Linked DNA regions of Homo sapiens: region 2 is linked to region 1. The links are chromatin loops, found by intact Hi-C in ENCODE. Cell type or tissue: breast epithelium. All regions are shown on one strand. Links, peaks and the distances in the headings refer to the core of each region. The heading gives the core; the rest is flanking DNA.

Region 1 (2,801 bases), core at 157-2,656:
CCTGCATGTCGAGTTCGAGGGGGCTGTTAATGAGGATTTCGGGATGGTAGGTTACTTGGGTGGAAGTCCAGTTACAGGCTGAGGCAGGGATTGCATTGTATATTGTGGAGAGGAGGGATAGAGGAGGTTCCTGGAGGTAGGGGTTTAGCTTCAATTACTCGGCCAAGGAAAACAACTGCATACCCAGCAATTTTGGGGGAGCCAGTGGGTACGGAAGAGGAGCTATCTATAAATAGCTGGTCATTGGGGTTGGTGAGAGGCTGGGAGGAAATGTTTAGAAAGTGTGGCTGCAGGTGATCTAGGATGTTAGTATAAGAATGAGTAGAAGGGGAAGAAGATACAGGGAGTAAGGATGCTGGGTTGAGGGGAGCACTTTTGAAAAGACTGAATTTGGGATTTTCGATAAAGAAGGCATGGAGTAAGCCGGGCGCGGTGGTTGACGCCTGTAATCCTAGCACTTTGGGAGGCTGAGGCGGGTGGATCACCTGAGGTCAAGAGTTCGGGACCAGCCTGGCCAACATGGTGAAACCCCCTCTCTACTAAAAATACAAAAATTAGCCAGGCGTGGTGGCACACGCCTGTAATCCCAGCTATGCAAGACACTGAGGCAAGAGCGAAACTCCATCTCAAAAAAAAAAAAAAAAAAGGCATGGAGTGATTGAATCCATGAAGGAGAAAGGGAGCCTAATGCTCAGGAGGAGAGGAGATCTTGTAGATTATGAGGACTGCAGACGGTGGTATTCTGGCTGAAAGTTAGTTTCCTGCTTTTTAGAGCTAAAATGGCCACCACTGCTAGTGCTTTAAGGCAGGTTGGCCACCCTTTGACTGTGTCATCTAGTTGTTTAGAGAGGTAAGTTACAGGGGCAAAAGAAGGAGGATTTTTTTCCTGTTGTCCTAAGACATCGAGGGTTATTCCTCAGTTTTTGGAAGTATGGAGAGTGAAAGGTTGGGAGATAATAGGTAAGGACAGAGTTGGTGCAGTGACGAGCGGTTTTGAGTTTGTAGAAGCTGGGGAGTATGTTATGTGAGGGTTTTAGGGGTTCATCGAGAGGGTGTTTGGCCGCTTTATAGAGGGGGCAAGCTAGGAGGGTAAAGTTGAGAATCCATATTCTAAAGAAGCCTGCTAACCCTGGGAAGGAAAGGATTTCTCGTTTGGAAGAGCGCGGGGGGTAGATTATTAATGCTGCTCAGGCTGGGGTCACAGTCCAGGCCCCAGGGGAAGTTGAATTTCTAAGTAGGTTACCATGGAGGTGGAGAATAGTGTGGAGTTTTGAAAAGGGTATCTCTGCCCAGGAGCGGAGTTGGACATGAGGGCAGGACTAAGGAAGAGTGAGTGAAGGAAAAACTGTGCAGGGAGCAGAAGAGTGGAGGGGTGGCTCGGGGTTTGGTGACTTGTCCATCAATTCCTACAACAGAGACCTGGGAGGACTGGGTGGGTCCTGAAAAATTAGGTAAAGCAGAGTAGTTTGTCCCGGTATTAATTTAAAAAATATATATACTGGCCCATTTGCCACCATTAGGGTTATTTTGGCTTGAATGAAGAGATGGTAGTTGCTGGGGGCGTTCATTCCAGGGCACCGTCAAGTCTTCAGTGGCAAGGCCGATGAAATCCGAGTAGGAGGTTTTGGCTGGCTCAGGAGGGGATGGGGGCAGTCCTTGCTGGGGCCACTCACAGTCTGACTTCCAGTGGGGTCCTCCACAGAGGGGGCATGGCCTGGTGGGCTTTCCTGGGTTTGGGCATTGTCTGGACCAGTGGCCTTTATTGCCACACTTGGAACAGGTGCCAGGTGGAAGTGAATTGTTAGGAGGCTTCCATGTGGAGCTGCGGTCCCGTGGGCCTGCAGGGCCTCTAATGGCAAAGGCAAGCATTTGAAACTTTGCCTGTTTTTGCCTTTTATTTTCCTCATTATGATTGTTAAAGATTTTGAAGGCTAAATTAAGAAGGTCTCATTGTGGGGTTTGAGGGCCATTGTCAAGCTTCTGAAACTTGCATCAAATATTGGGAGTGGATTGGGAGATGAACTGAAGGTTTAAAATATTGGGAGACAAACTGAAGGTTTAAAATAGTGTTTCTTTTTGGGCTGGCTGGGTCTGGGTTGGTATATTTTCTCATGGCTTCAGTTAAATCAGAGAGAAAAAGGGCTGGGTTTTCGTTAGGAACCTTGGGTGATTTCTGAAAGTTTTTTATAGTTTACCGCTTTATAGGCAAACTTTTGGAGTCCTGTAAAGAGACATACAATCATGTGGTCTCAATGGTGGCGTCCAGAGGCCCCGTCTTGATAATCCTAGGGTGGTCCTGGTTGGGGACTGCCTTTGCACCAGTAGGCTGGGCAGGAGCCTGGTGATGAATGGTATCAGCATGTGCCTGATCTAGGGTCCAGTTATGGTCTCGGTCTTCTGGGGTGAGGGTAGAAGAGAGGATGATGTAGGGGTTATGCTAGGTTAGTTCATAAGACTGGGTAAGGTACTGAAACTTCCTAATATAAGAGGTAGGGTCTTCTGGAAATGAACCAAGTCTTTTGTTAATTACAGAGAGATCAGTGAGGGAGAAGGGAACATAAACTCTAACAATACTTTCAGCTCCTGCTGCTTCCTGAAGGGGAAGTAAGGGAGCTGGTTGCTGAACATGTTGGGCCCAAGAGCGGGTGAGGGGTGGAGACGGAGAGGAACCAGAGTCAGAAGCGGGGTGGTTTGAGAGACGGGGAGAAGGGTAGAGCTGGAACGGGGACATACAGTGGAGGATTAGGATGCTCCTGTGGAGGATCGTGATGCTGTCGGGGAGGGGGAAAATTGGCAGAGTC
Region 2 (2,801 bases), core at 174-2,673, 84 kb after region 1:
TGATTAGGGTGAGGCTGTGGTCAATATTCAAAAATATATACTTTCCTCACCTTCATTATAATGGCAACTATTAGAAACATCAAGCCAGGTACCGTGGCTCATGCCTGTAATCCCAACACTTTGGGAGGCCGAGGCGGGCGGATCACAAGGTCAGGAGTTTGAGACTGGCCTGGCCAACATGGTGAAACCCCGTCTCTACTAAAAATACAAAAATTAGCCGGGCGTGGTGGCCGGCACCTGTAATCCCAGCTACTCAGGAGGCTGAGTTAGGAGAATTGCTCGAACCCGGGAGGTGGAGGTTGCAGTGAGCCGAGATCACACCACTGCACTCCAGCCTCGGTGACAGAGCAAGACTCCGTCTTAAAAAAAAAAAAAAAGAACTATTAACACTCAGAAATAAGTGCTGATGATAATGTGGAGAAATTGAAACTCTTGTGCACTGTTGATGGGAATGCAAAAATGGTGCAGCTATTGTGGAAAACAATATAGTAGTTTCTCAAAAAAGTAAAAGCAGAAACACAGAATTACGATATGATCTGGCAATTCCAGGTACTAGGCAAAAGAATTGAAAGTAGAGTCTCAGCCAGGCACGGTGGCTCATGCCTGTAATCCCATCATTTGGGAGGCCAAGATGGGCGGAGCACGAGGTCAGGAGATCGAGACCATCCTGGCTAACATGGTGAAACCCCGTCTCTACTAAAAATACAAAAAATTAGCCGATCGTGGTGGCGGGCGCCTATAGTCCCAGCTACTTGGGAGGCTGAGGCAAGAGAATGGCGTGAACCCGGGAGGCGGAGCTTGCAGTGAGCCGAGATCGCGCTACTGCACTCCAGCCTGAGAGACAGAGCGAGACTCTGTCTCAAAAAAAAAAAAAAAAAAAAAATTAGCTGGGCGTGGTGGTGCGCACCTGTAGTCCCAGCTACTCGGGAGACTGAGGCAGGAGAATCGCTTGAACCTGGGAGGTGGAGGTTGCAGTGAGCCGAAATCGGGCCACCGCACTCCAGCCTGGGCGACAGAGGGAAACTCCGTCTCAATAAAAAAAAGAAAAAAGAAAACGATTGTCTTTGCTTTACTCTTTCCTCGGTGCTTCTCCTCCACCCAAAGGAACAGATTGTCTTTTTACTCCTAGAGGCGTACAGCGGACCCTCATTCCATAATTCACCCCCTTTACAGGCTATGAGGCACAGGAAATGGAATAGGTTCATTCGTAGTTCAGAGGGAAGAGGTCAGGCCTTGGAATCAGAACCTCCTTTGAACCCTGGCTCCACCTGGCGGCAGCTGTTGGAAGTAAGCAAGTGAGGGGTTCATCTGTGAAGCTGGGATCATGCTACCTATTTCACAGAAATGTCATGTGAGATTTAAATGCATTACCTGTGTCAAGTATGGGGTCTATGGTAGGCAGTTATTTCCAAAGGGTTATCTGAGGGAGATAGAGCTTGGCCAACAAGAAGGCTGCTTCCTAGTATGTTCTGCTATCTCTAAGCAGTGAGACACACTACAGTATACATTCTTGGAGAAGCCTTGAAGGTTGATGATCATGTTCTTGGGATGCAGCGGCCGTGGTGACCAACATAATAAGCCTCAGCATTCGCATTGTAATTGAGCTCATTCAAGCAAAGCTATCTTCAGTAGGGACTGTCCCGTCTAGAGAGCATGCACATTTTCATTTTACCCGTCCTCAAACTGATCCTTTCCTCATTATAATAGTAAAAACACACCCCTGGGTGGAGATTTAAGATGCTGAATGACGAGGAATGAACAAGCATGTACAGCTACTGTGCATGTGCACCCAGAGGACCACCCAGAACAAGCTTACTAGTGACACCTCTTCCCATCCCCTTATGAATAATCGTGTAAGACTCCCATAAAGGGACTCTTCCTAGTGTCAGTCTTTGCTGTCTCATCCTTACCAGCAGCCCGCCCAGAATCCTCACGCTCTCAGGATGTCCTGTCTATTCTGCACCTAACTTTTTTTTTTCTTTGAGACAGAGTCTCGCTCTGTCACCCAGGCTGGAGTGCAGAGATGCGATCTCACCTCACTACAACCTCCGCATCCCGGGCTCAAGCAATCCTCCCACCTCAGCCTCCCGAGTATCTGGGACTACAGGTGTGTGCCACCACACACAGCTAATTTTTCTATTCTTAGTAGAAACGGGTTGCCCAGGCTGTGGCATCTAACTTACAAAATATTTTTTCTTTTGCAATAAATTACTATATGCTACACTTTTTTTGTTGTGTCTCTTGTCTAAATTCTTTTAAACCAAGAAGAACAGATATCACAACAGCCATCAATAGAAGTACAGTCAGCTTCAGTGTTCCATTCCTTGGCTATTAGGGTATCTCCCATTTCCATCACTCTCTCAGGCTGATTCATTTAGACTTCTAGAAGATATTACCCTCAATCTGGATAAAAAAACTGAGATCCCAACTCGTGCTACTGTGTGTGTGTGTGTGCGTGCATGTGTGTGTGTGAGAGAGAGAGACAGAGACAGACACAGGGTCTCACTCCATCGCTAGGCTGCAGTGTAGTGGTGCAATCACAGTTCACTGCAGCCTCGACTTCCTAGGGTCAAGTGATCCTCCCACCTCAGCCTACCAAGGAGCTAGGACTACAGGCATGCACCACCATGCCCGGCTAATTTTTGCATTTTTTGTAGGGACCTGGTTTCATCATGTTGCCCAGGCTGGTCTCGAACTTCAGGGCTCAAGTGATCCTCCTGCCTCAGCCTCCCAATCCCTGGGATTAAGGCATGAGCCACCGTGCCCGGCCCATTCTAATCTTTTTAAATGACTGGCACAGG

Evidence for each region. A loop is a pair of places that touch in the nucleus more often than their neighbours do. Peaks named below come from ENCODE experiments on the same cell type or tissue, not always from the same donor. Only the 100,000 strongest peaks of a DNase experiment are listed, where the experiment ranks them.
Region 2: a loop joins it to region 1, with 3 times the contacts of the local background. A loop is called at or near these places in 24 of 110 quality-filtered maps.

What each region holds. Positions count from the first base shown.
Region 1 is chr16:30,543,681-30,546,481 of GRCh38, forward strand. The region is part of intron 1 of LOC124903677 (a long non-coding RNA gene); the gene reads right to left. Among named protein-coding and RNA genes, the nearest start is that of ZNF747-DT, 10 kb to the left of the region's middle. In breast epithelium, for the core only: no CTCF peak of the experiment used is centred there; no DNase peak of the experiment used is centred there.
Region 2 is chr16:30,627,671-30,630,471 of GRCh38, forward strand. No RefSeq gene overlaps it. Among named protein-coding and RNA genes, the nearest start is that of ZNF689, 19 kb to the left of the region's middle. In breast epithelium, for the core only: a CTCF peak has its summit at 1,279 (motif pointing left); a DNase peak (open chromatin) is centred at 1,271; H3K4me3 peaks cover 491 bases; H3K27ac peaks cover 463 bases.